2 separate regions of the Homo sapiens genome follow, and region 2 is linked to region 1. Evidence: chromatin contacts called from ENCODE Hi-C or POLR2A ChIA-PET data. All regions are on one chromosome and are shown on one strand. The core of a region is the stretch at or near the end of the contact, and the rest is flanking DNA. Distances in the headings are between cores, read along the strand shown.

Region 1 (6,082 bases), core at 1,409-3,908:
GCTGGGATTACAGGCATGAGCCACTGTGCCCAGCCTCCCTTGTGATTTAATACATTTGCAGCCTGGCTTCCTCACCAGGCTCTGGTGAATTTGGTTAGTCCGCCCCTTTCAGCCTGGTTAGCTCCAAGTGCACTAAAGAACCTTCATCTCTGGCCTGCAGAGAACCAGGTTCACCAGCCTCCAGCCCACTGTACTGCTGGCCCTAGGGGGCTTTTCCCTGATTGACAGCTGGCCCCCCTTTTTGATGTCACTCTCAAGCTGCCCTTTGCCATGTCAGTCACCCCAATCACACCCTCCCTACCCTGAGCCCCTGGAATGAGCTGTGGGAAACCTGCAAAAAAAAGTGCTACGACAACAAAATAACTTTATAGGTTCTGCTGAAGAAACAAGAATAAAGAAGAGGCCCTGTGCTGGAGGGGAAGAGGCCAAGAACATGCAACAGAAACTAGTAGAAGGAACTGGCAATGTTTAATCTAGAGCACAGAAGATCTGGGAAGGCCAACCAGTTCTCTGTCATCAAATATCTGAAGAACTGTGGTGATGAAAAGGGAATAGATTGATCTTCTGAGGCTCTAAAGAAAATATGCCAACCAGGCCATATATGGTGGCTCATGCCTGTAATTCCAGAACTTTGGGAGGCTGAGGCAGGAGGATCATTTGAGGCCAGGAGTTTGAGACCAGCCTGGGCAACACAGCCAGACCTGTTTCTACCAAAAAAAAAAAATTAGCTGGGCATGGTGGCTCATAGGTCTGTACCCCCAGCTACTCTGGAGGCTGAGGTGGGAGGATGGCCAGAGCCTAGGAGTTTAAGCTTCAGTGAGCTATGATCACAACACTGGACTCCAGCCTAGGCAACAGAGTGAGATCCTGTCTTTCTTAAAAAAAAAAAAAAAAAAGGCCAGGCATGGTGGCTTATGCCTGTAATCCCAGCATTTTGGGAGGCCGAGATGGGCGGGTCACGAGGTCAGGAGATTGAGACCAGCCTGGCTAACATGGTGAAACCCCATCTCTACTAAAAATACAAAAAATTAGCCGGGCGTGGTGGCGGGCGCCTGTAGTCCCAGCTACTGAGGAGGCTGAGGCAGGAGAATGGCGTGAACCCGAAGGCGGAGCTTGCAGTGAGCCAAGATTGCGCCACTGCACTCCAGCCTGGGCGACAGAGCGAGACTCTGTCTCAAAAAAATAAAAATAAAAATAAAAAAATAAAGAAAAAGAAAAAGTATGGCAACCAAAGGGCAGTAGATACAGGGAGACAGAAAAAATGGGGAACCTTTTAGGGCAGTTTTCCCCTAACTTCAGTTATTCAAATATCACCTTCACATTTTGTGTGTGTGTGTGTGTGTGTGTGTGTGTGTGTGTGTGTGTGTGAAATTTATGAGAAGCAGCATAATTCTGCAATTTAGAGCACAAATCTGGAGCAGGACCACCTGGGTTTATTTTCCAGCTCATCACTTCCTAGCTATATAACTTTGGGCACGTTATTTAACTTCTCTATGCCTGTTTGCTCAGTAGTAACATGGGGCAAAGAGTCCCTACCTCAAATAGTACTTAACCCATATTGGTGAGGATTAATTGAATGATTTGAATGACGCATGGAAAGTGCTTAGAAGAGCATCCAGCACTTAGTAAGTACCCAGTAAGTGGTGGGTATTTTATACATATATATTTTTCTAATAAAATTCTTTTATTTTTTATTTTATTTTTTTGAGACGGAGTTTCACTCTTGTTGCCCAGGCTAGAGTGCAATGGCGCGATCTTGGCTCACCACAACCTCTGCCTCCCGGGTCCAAGCGATTCTTCCCTTAGCCTCCCGAGTATCTGGGATTACAGGCATGTGCCTGGCTAATTTTGTATTTTTAGTAGAGATGGGGTTTCTCCATGTTGGTCAGGCTGGTTTCAATCTCCCAACCTCAGGTGATCAGCCCTCCTTGGCCTCCCAAAGTGCTGGGATTACAGGCGTGAGCCATCGCACCCGGCTCCATAAATTTTTATTTTTAAATAATTGGGGTCTTCCTGGAGTGCAGTGGCATGATCATAGCTCACTGTAACCTCGAACTCCTGGGCTTAAACCATCCTCCCACCTCAGCCTCCTGAGTAGCTGGATTACAGGCATGCATCACTACACCCAGGTAATTTTTAAAATGTTTTGTAGAGATGGGGTCTCACTATGTTGCCCAGGCTGGTGTCCAACTCCTGGCTTCAAGTGACCTCCCTGCGTGTACCTCCCAAAGTATTAGGATTACAGGCATGAGCCACTGCACCTGGCCTATTATATTTTATTCTATCCTCATACCATTGATACTCTTATTTAATATTTTTCTTTAAATGGACACACGATTTATATACATTTATTTTAAGGGAAACGTTATATTACTACCATACATGAAAAGCCATGTACAGGTGGAAACTGTAAAGATAAACATAACAGCAAACAATGTTATTAGATTGTTACAGTTTTAACAATGTTATTAAATGGTCACACTTACTGTTGCCTCTTAAATGCCCTGAACTGGAGGACTGCTGTCTTTCCAATGAAAGAGGAGACAATCAAGTGTTACAGTAGCATTCTAGTACTTTGCCCAGACTTCTGTTGGCTGCAGTCAGAAGCAAGAGTCCCAGTCCCACAAGTTGGAGGAAGTGAAAGGCCAGCGTGGGTGGAGCACCTGCTCTGGGGAGAGAGGGCAGCCCCAGGGGTGAGAGGCGGGCAGAGCAGGATCAAAGAGACAGCTCAAAAGGGAAAAATCCCTTTCCCATTCTGAGACTTTGTGCTCTTGGGTACCATGTCTCTCTCTGTGCCACACCAAAGCCATCTCACAAGACCCCTTGTGGTATGAGTTGCACATCTTAGAAAGCAAAGTCAGAAACACTTTGTTGGAGACACTATGGGTGCCCCACCCATACTCCTCAGCTCACCCGAGGTTACCTGCAGACATTTCCAGATGCCCTGGGCTACCTTTCACTTCTGCTTTAAGTTATTTTCTGGCTTCAGGGTGTGCACAGCAGACAGTTAGCAAGACAACCCTCAATAATGAGGTATGAGAGTCGAGGATATACCCCAGTCTCCCTGCCTTTTCGTGGGACACTTCTGAAATATTTTCTATAGTCTCGCTAAGGGTCCCTGAGGGATGGAGACCCAATTGCCCAGTGGTAACTCACTCATCAACACCTTTTTTATTGGCTTTTCTCCCTTTCTCGGTTAATTTCACTCTCACTGGGCTTCCTGGGATCATTTCCGAAATACATTTCTGGCACCTGAATCCTTTTCTCGTGATCTGCTTTGGGGGAAACTACAACTATGACACAGCTTTAAACTTCTGTCAGTGGAATGAGTTGCCCAGTGAGATGTGAAGTTCCATCTTACTGAGGACTCAAGAAATGGCTGACAATGTTCAATGGAGATTCACAGGTCAGGTAAAGACTCAAATCAGATGAACACTTAGTATTCCTTTTGTGTGTCTGTCTTTTTTGTTTGTTTTTTTGTTTTAAAGAGACAGCATCTTGGCCAGGCGAGGTGGCTCATGCCTGTAATCCTAGCACTTTGGGAGGCCAAGGCGGGTGAATCACCTGAGGTCAGGAGTTCGAGACCAGCCTGGCCAACATGGCGAAACCCCATCTCCACTAAATACACAAAAATTAGCCAGGCATGGCAGTGGGCACCTATAATTCCAGCTACTTGGGAAACTGAGGCAGGAGAATCGCTTGAACCCGGGGGGGCGGAGGTTGCAGTGAGCTGAGATCATGCCATTTCACTTCAGCCTGGGCAAAAGAGTGAAACTCCGTCTCAAAAAAAAAAAAAAAAAAAAAAAGAGACAACATCTTGCCCTGTCACCTAGGCTGGAGTGCGGTGGTGCAATCATGGCTCACTATAGTCTCAAACTCCTGGTCTGAAGTGATCCTCCCCCGTCAGCTTCCCAAGTAGCTGGGGCTGCAGGTGCATGCCACCATGCCCAGCTAATTTTCGTTTGTTTTTTGAGACAGGGTCCCCCTCAGTTGCCCAGGCTGGAGCGCAGTGGCATGATCATGGCTCATTGCAACCTCAAACTCCTCAGCTCAATTGATTCGCTTACCTCAGCCTCCTGAGTAGCTGGGACTACAGGTGCACCACCACACCTGGCTAATTTTTCATTTTTTTGTAGATATGGGGTCTTGCTATGTTGCCCAGGCTGGTCTGGAACTTCTAGACTCAAGTAATCCTCCCACCTCAGCCCCCCAAAGTTCTGGAATTACAGGTGTGAGCCACCAATCCAGGCCCCAGCTAATTTTTAAAATTTTTAAAATAGAAATGAGGTCTCACTATGTTGCCCAGGCTGACCTTGAACTCCTGGCCTCAAGCAATCCTCCTGCCTCAGCTTCACAAAGTGCTGGGGCTACAGGCATGAGCCACTGCACCCAACCTACCTAGTATCCTTCTGATCCTCAGGTCTCATTATTCGGGATCAGGAGTCAGCAAACTACAGCCCACAGGCCACATCCAGCCTACTGCCTGTTTTTGTATAGCCTGTGAGCTAAGAATGGTTTTTACATTATTTATTTGTTTGTTTGTTTGTAGAGATGGGGGTCTTGCTATGTTGCCCAGGCTGGTCTTGAACTCCTGGCCCCAAGCAATCCTCCCTCCTTGGTCTTCCAAAGTCCTGGGATCACAGATATGAGCCACCATGCCTGGCCAGCTTTTACATTTTTAAATGGTTGAAAAAAATGTTTAAAGAATAATATTTTGTGACACAGAAAAATTATGTGAAATTCAAAACTTCAGTGTCCATAAAGCTTTATTGGAACCCAGATATACTCATTTGTTTACATACCATCTACGGCTGCTTTTACTCTACAGTGGCAGTTTCTCATCAACATTACAAGAAACGACGTTACTTGGACTTACTGTACGTCATTTCGCTTAAAGTTGCAGTTTCTAAGAACCTAACGAGGACATTAATTGAGAATTTACTGCAGTTGCAACTGAAACCCTATGGTCCATAAAGCTCAAAATATTTACTCTCTGGACCTTTACAGAAAAAGTTTGCTGATGCCTGTTCACGGTCATTATCCTGCAGAGACAAGAGGCAGATTGAGGCCTGGCTGCCCCATGAGTGGGGAGGCCGATGCCCAGACCTAGTATTTGGGGGCAGTTTGAATCAGAACCTCACATTTCCTTTTGCCACATCTTTATGACCATGGTCATTACTCCCACCCTCTGCAAGTACCTAAGACTCTTTCACAGAGGAATTCATGTCTTTATACCAGTAATATTTTTTGACTAAATTTTTTTTCCATTTTTCTTGTTGTTAAAGATAGAGGTGGGGGTCTCACTATGTTGCCCAGGCTAGTCTTGAACTCTTGGCCTCAAGCATTCCTCCCACTTCTGCTTCCCAAAGTGCTGGGATTACAGGCATATGCCACTGTGCCCAGCCACCAGAAATATTTTTCTTTTTTAAAGGACATGAGAAATTTTCTTCTCCACACCCTGCCACTATCCCACGTGGTTTCATCGACGCTTGATCACTTTCACCACCACTTAGTTACTGATTTCTCCCCAGAACAAACCAAACCTCCAGCCCACGTCCTGAGATTTCTGATCAATACCCAAATGTTGGCCAGGTAAGGTAGATCATGCTTGTAATCTCAGTGCTTTGAGAGGCCAAGGCAGGAGAAACACTTGAGTCTAGGAGTTGGAGACCAGCCTAGGCAACACAGTAAGACCCTACTTAAAAAATTAGCTGGGCATGATGGTGTGCACCTGTAGCCCCAGCTACTTGGCTGGGTGGGAGGATCCCTCGAGCTCAGGAGGTTGAGGCTGCAGTAGCTATGATCATACCACTACAGGAGGCATGGGTGACAGAGCAAGACCCTGTGTCTTAAAAACAACAACAAAAGAAACCAAAAACCAACAAAACAAAACAAAACAAAAAACCCAAATGTCTGGTCAACATTAGATTAAGTTGGAGGGTGGGGGGTGTTGCTGCTTACCAGCAGTGCAACTTTGGGCAAGTCATTTAACAGCATGGAACGTCAATTTCATCATCTCTCAAAGGCGGAAATGATCCTGTCCAACCTGCCAGGATTACCGTGCTAATCGGATGAAATGAGA
Region 2 (6,082 bases), core at 1,630-4,129, 4.5 Mb before region 1:
ACAAGAAGCATCAAGAGCTTGCCTCAGTTGTTTTATTCTTTTTACAAACTATGGACATATACAGTTGATAACTCAGGATTTCTAGCCAATAACCATATAGTTAACACCATCTTACAAATTATAAAAATGCCAGAAACATGGTTTCTTTGTTTGTTTTGTTTTGTTTTGTTTTGTTTTGAGACGGAGTCTCACTCTGTTCCCCAGTCCGGAGTGCAGTGGCGTGATCTCGGCTCACTGCAAGCTCCGCCTCCTGGGCTCAAGCGATTCTCCTGCCTCAGCGTCTCAAGTAGCTGGGATTATAGGCATGCGCCACCATTCCCGGCTAATCTTTGTATTTTTAGTAGAGACAGGGTTTCGCCATGTTGGCCAGGCTGGTCTCGAACTCCTGACCTCAGGTGATCCGCCCACCTCGGCCTCCCAAAGTGCTGGGATTACAGGCGTGAGCCACCACACCCGGCCCAGAAACATCTTTAAATGCCCTGTCACACCAACAGCAAAGTGCACAGAGTGAGAATATGAGAGGGCGTTTTCATTTTAAAATGTTCGGAGGCTGGGCATGGTGGCTCATGCCTGTAATCCCAGCACTTGGGGAGGCCAAGGCCAGCGAATGGCGAATGGCTTGAGCCCAGGAGTTCAAGACCAACCTAGGTGACATGGTGAAATGCCATCTCTACAAAAAATAAAAAAATTAGCCATGTATGGTGGCATGCACCTGTAATCCCAGCTACTGGGGAGGCTGAAGTGGGAGACTCGCCTGAGCCCAGGAGGTGGAGGCCGCAGTGAGCTGAGATCATACCACTGCACACCAGCTTGGGCGACAGAGCGAGACTGTGTCTCAAAAAACAAACAAACAAAGGTTTGGAATTATGTACAACTTTGATACAGTTTCAGGGTGCTCTGGACACCCACGGCCACTTTATGTAAACCACTGACAATTTCTAGAGCACTCTGAGAGACTGCAATATGATCGTGATCAAATTTTGTAATTAAAACTAATGAGGGCAACAGATATTTCTCAAATGAGAGATGAGTCAATTACAACGCGGTCCCCAACCTTTTTGGCACCAGGGACCGGTTTCATGGAAGAAAATTTTCCACGGACGGGGGTCAAGGGTGGGGGCAAGGGGGGGATAGTTTTGGGATGAAACGGTTCCACTTCAGATCATCAGGCATTATTTAGATTCTCCTAAAGAGCACTCAGCCTAGATCCCTCTCATGTGCAGTTTACAACAGGGTTCAGAATCTAATGCCACCGCTGATCCGACAGGAGGCTCAGGTGGTAATACTTGCTCGCCTGCCGCTCACCTCCTCCTGTGACGCCTGGCTCCTAATGGACCACAGACGAGTACTGGTCCATGGACCGGGGGTTGGGGACCCCTGAATTATGACACTCCTCTGCTCTAAGATATTGACAAGGAGATGGATAAACAGGTTTTTTAATTCCTCCTCCTCCTCCTCCTCTTCCTTGTCTACCTTTTTCCAGGCAACTTTAACTTTTGCACCATCGAACTTTCCTTCAGACTTCGAGTCAGCAACACCCTTCTCACACTTCTTCAGCTTGCTGCCGTAGTGATGTCAGGCAGCTTTGCACTGTCACTCAAGTTATTCCATATCTCACTCAGCCTTTTTGCCACATCTCCAATAGAGATGCCAGGGTTTGTGGATTTGTCCTCGGGGCAGAATTCTGAACAGAACAGGAAGAATCCAGATGGTAGCCTTTTGGGGGCTTTAGGGTCCTTCTTCTTGCCTCCCTTAGCTGGTCCGTAATTCTTTATTTCCCAATCATAGAGTACTTCATCCACCTCGGTCATTTCGTCAGGCTTAGACTTCTCTTTTCCACACATTGTCTTCCGCCTCTCAGAGCACTTCTTGGAAATTTCTGTGAAATTGACAAGAACCTCTGGGTTTTTCTTCTTGCATTCTTCTCTGCATGTCTGCATAAAGAAGGCATAAGCAGACATCTCACCTTTTGGTTTCTTGGGGGTCATCTTTAGCCATCCTGACTATATTGTCGCTAGTCTGGGCAACGCAGGGCACCTGCTTTACACATTTTTAATTGGGCTTTTTGCCACTTTCTTACTGATTCATAGGACCTCTTTGCATATTAGAAACCTTAATTCTTTAATACATATGAGCCAAATATTTTCCCAGGATCTTCTGCATGCTTTTAGCTAAATTCTTGGTGTCATTGGTCATAGAAAAGTTTTGCATTTTTATATAGTTAGATGTAGTCTTCCTTTATGATTTCTGGCTTTCATGTCTTGCTTTAAAAGGCTTTTTCTGATTGGAATTTATTTTTAAAATACTCTCCTATATTTTCTTTTTAATACTTTTAGAGTATTTGTTTAACATTTAATTCATCTGGAATTTTTGTGTGCATGAACATGATGTGAGGTAGGGGTCTAATTTTTTGTGGGGTGAGTCTTTTTAAAAATTGATACATAATAGTCATACATACTTATGAGGTACCTGTGATATTTTGATCCATGCACACAATGTGTAATGATTAAATGAGGATAATTAGGATAACCATCACCTCAAGCATTTATTATTTCTTTGCATTGGGAACCTTCCAAATCTCCTATTCCAGCTATTGTGAAATAAAGTATAAATCCTATTAACTATAGTTGCCCTATTAGAATCTAGTTTTGTTTGCATCTGAATGGAGAACCAATTGTCCCAACACCATTTACCGATTAAGTCACCCCTTCCTGCCTGACTTGTGATGTCCCTTTGTCAAAGGCATCTCTCTGTCATTTTATGCACTCTTCTTGTGGTTGGCACATGGCAGAACTCATAAATGTTGACTTTGGGAGCAGCTGAAATGTCAGCTGAATGACAGCGAGCATACGCCACAGTGCAGCTGACCACAGAGCTCACCTCGCAGCTCAGAAGTCAGAACGAGAAATGAATATGAGTGGCTCCCAACATCAGTGAATATTTGTGGCTTTGGTTTTGATGTTGTTTTCAAATCAACTTTGCTTATCTACAATAAAATTTCCACATTTTAAGTGTACAGGGTGATGACTGATGACTTGGCAAACATGTACACTCTCGGACCAAACACACCAACCAAAATATAGAACACGTCCATCTTTCAAGAAAGTTCCTTTGGGGCTCTTTGCAGTCAACCTCCCCTCCACTTCCACCCCAGGCAACCACGATTACCTGAAACCACACGTGTGTAGCACATTGATAACATTTTCAGAGAAATAAATAACCCAGCTGCAGCATGAGCTTGTTGGCTGAGGAGGAAGGCCAACTTCCCCTAAGGGACAGGACTTCTCTCTTGAGGCCGACAAACTCCCCCCTGGGCTGGTTTGGTTAAGAAGAAATGGGGTAATCCAAACCAGGTCTCCCCAGCTTCAGGTAGGCAAGTTCTGTTCCAGTGGTTTTTAACAAGTCTAGAAATCGGCCAGATATTTACTTAATATTTTCTTCTAGATCAACTGGCCTTTTTACATGTAATTCAAAATGATCACTTTTAAAATAAAATATAATATCCCATTAAATGATGAAGGGCACACGCCATAATTAACAAAGGACTAGTGATGATGTAAAATGAAAAATGAATCTCCTGTGCCATCTGAAATCACATGAATACTGCCTCAGGGGGCACCCACAGACATGAAAGAGGTAAGGGAAAAGCAGAGGAAGAATCTGGAACTTCATTCAGGTTGGAGGCTGGTGGTTAGAGGGGAGGGAGAGGGGCAGAAGGGCTGTCTCAACAGAGCTGAGGGGTGAGGGCTCCCTTCATCACTAAAGCAAAGGAGTTGCTTTGGGAACAAACCTGAGTCCACACAGTCCCTTCCTGCAAGGCCATGAGAAGGTCAGAAAACAGCCCCTTAGCTCATAGGTTCTGGGACCTTCCAGCCATAAAAGGAAACAGAGCAGTTTTTGAGGGGCCACTCAAGGGGAAAATACCTTTGGAGTCAGACAGACTGGGATTCACTTCTACTTAGGTGACACTGGGGAAGAGAGTAAGCTTTCTGGGCCTCAGTTTTCTCATCTGTATAATGGATATAATAGCAGTACCTCACTGTAAGGACCGAAAGAAGTGTGGTTTGTAAAGCACATTGCCCAGAAATGATAATCAGTCACCCTTCATTTGCCCTAGGATCCTGAAGGATACAAACACGTGGATATCAGCCTTTGCCCCAATGACTGAGTAGTTAATAAAATCAGTCCCCACTGAAAGAAGTGGGGCTGGCAGTCATGAGTTTTATTAATTAATTGCTCGTTAAAGTTTTTGCCAATGGGAGCAGTTAACTGCCTGTAGGCTGGCAGCCCTAACTAAATGAGAATGGATTCGGGGGTTGGCCTGGAAGCAGGGCAGGATTTGGGTGAGCAGAGGCTCTGGCCACAGAGGGCCTGTAGCACCTACTCCGGAACGCCTTGGCCAAGGCCTCTCCCAGTTCTGGCTTCCTCTGAGGATGGAGGCAAGGGGCCTGCAAGGGCCTGGCAGAGGCAGGAAGCGGGCACCGGTGGGCTGGGAATTACTCTTTGCATGACTGAGCTGACCCTTTCCCAGGCCATGCGCAAATTAGCTGCTGCAATCCCGCAGGCTCTGCCAGGTGACTGCTGCTGCCACCTGCAGGCACAGGTGAGGAGTGCTCGGTGGTCAGGCCCTTGCCCCAGTGCCCACACTCAGCACTGCCCTTTCCCCCGCGGGAGCACACGGAGATCACGGCCACACACTAGGAGGGACCATCACACCTTTGCCTGATGGGCAGGGCAGGAGGAGCCCTTGAGACTTATCTCAACTGTGCCTTACCCCATTTCATTGAAGGGGTGGGGAGGACTGGAGCCCAGAGAGGGGCAGGGACTGGCTTGAGGTACAGAGTTAGAGGCTGGAACCCAGGTGTCCTGCCTGTGCTCAGGGAAGGCAGGTCTCAGGTGGGCCTGGTGGCCCAGAAAGGGAAGCCTGCCTTCTTGAGTTTGTCCAGCCCAAGGGGAGCAGCAAGTTCTCACCTGGAGTTGTTCATCCATACCTGTGAGAAACTGCTGGCCCAAGCCAGATATTGGGTAAACCTACATAAGTGTTATAGGTGTGGTAACTTTAGAGGCTGCAGATCCTGAAGACTGTGGCTTCCGGGGAGGCAGCTTCATCTCATCAGTTCACTCTATATCACCCAGCTCTTCAGGGTCCTTGAGTAACCTCAGCAACTCTGATACCAAACTTCCCAGTACAGACACAACACTGGGACTTGGTCACATGAGCTGGTGGCAGGAGGAGAGATGATTAGCCCTTCTTCTTGGTTCACCTGTGGGGAACCTGAGTTCCAAAAAGACAGGACTAGGCTATAGTCACACAGCAGCTGTGACGGCAGAGCTGGGACTAGAATCCTGGGAGTCCTGCTTTCAATAATGAAGGCAAAATAGAGACACTTTCTGGCAAATAAAAACTTAGAAAGTTCACCACCAGCAAACCTTCACTAAAGAAAATTCTAACACATGTACTTGAGGTGGAAGGGACCCGATCCAGGTAGAAGGTAGAGGTCACAAAAAGAATAGGGAGCAGAGAAAGCGGTAAATATGCAGACAAATGTACACAAACATTGACTGTATAAAACAGTAACGATTGGCTGGGCATGGTGGCTCACGCCTGTAATCCCAGCAGTTTGGGAGGCCAAAGTGGGCAAATTACGAGGTCAAGAGATTGAGACCAGCCTGGCCAACATGGTGAAACTTCATCTCTACTAAAGACACAAAAAATTACCTGGGCGTGGTGGCACGCACCTGTAATCCCAGCTAGTCGGGGGGCTGAGGCAGGAGAATCATTTGAACCTTGGAACCTTGGAGGTTGCAATGAGCCGAGATCGTGCCATTGCACTCCAGCCTGGGCAACAGGGCAAGACTCTGTCTCAAAAAAAAAAAAAAAAAGAGTAATGATCATATCTAGTAGAGTTTGGAATAAAATGTAAATACCAGACAACATAACATAGGAATTGGGGTTAGGAAGGCAATAGACTCAAAATGTTCTAATATCAATGTGTTGTCCAGAGGGGTAAAGGTTTTCATTAATTGTAGGCTTTGATAAGTTAAGTGTGCATGTTATAATTTCTAGAGTGAACACTAGAAG

Evidence for each region. A loop is a pair of places that touch in the nucleus more often than their neighbours do. ChIA-PET counts read pairs that join two places held with the same protein, here RNA polymerase II (POLR2A). Pooled maps may share reads with other maps.
Region 2: a loop to region 1 is called in a pooled map, with 6 times the contacts of the local background. The contact joins two enhancer-like sites. A Hi-C loop is called at or near these places in 2 of 50 pooled maps. POLR2A ChIA-PET finds 5 or more read pairs at or near these places in 2 of 52 experiments (GM12878 and activated T-cell).

Annotation. Positions count from the first base shown.
Region 1 is chr16:53,058,645-53,064,726 of GRCh38, reverse strand. All of the region lies in intron 1 of CHD9 (chromodomain helicase DNA binding protein 9), which reads right to left. Among named protein-coding and RNA genes, the nearest start is that of CHD9, 6.7 kb to the right of the region's middle. RefSeq lists enhancers at 2,512-2,871, 3,132-3,181, 3,292-3,351 and a silencer at 3,876-4,102. Within about 2 kb of position 2,658, at least 14 of the 41 ENCODE cell types and tissues checked have a DNase peak (open chromatin) inside an H3K27ac peak, as active enhancers do; they include GM12878, where a contact is called at or near this core.
Region 2 is chr16:57,599,053-57,605,134 of GRCh38, reverse strand. All of the region lies in intron 1 of LOC105371291 (a long non-coding RNA gene), which reads left to right. It also overlaps the pseudogene HMGB3P32. Among named protein-coding and RNA genes, the nearest start is that of ADGRG1, 27 kb to the left of the region's middle. RefSeq lists an enhancer at 4,800-4,879. Within about 2 kb of position 2,879, at least 7 of the 41 ENCODE cell types and tissues checked have a DNase peak (open chromatin) inside an H3K27ac peak, as active enhancers do; they include GM12878, where a contact is called at or near this core.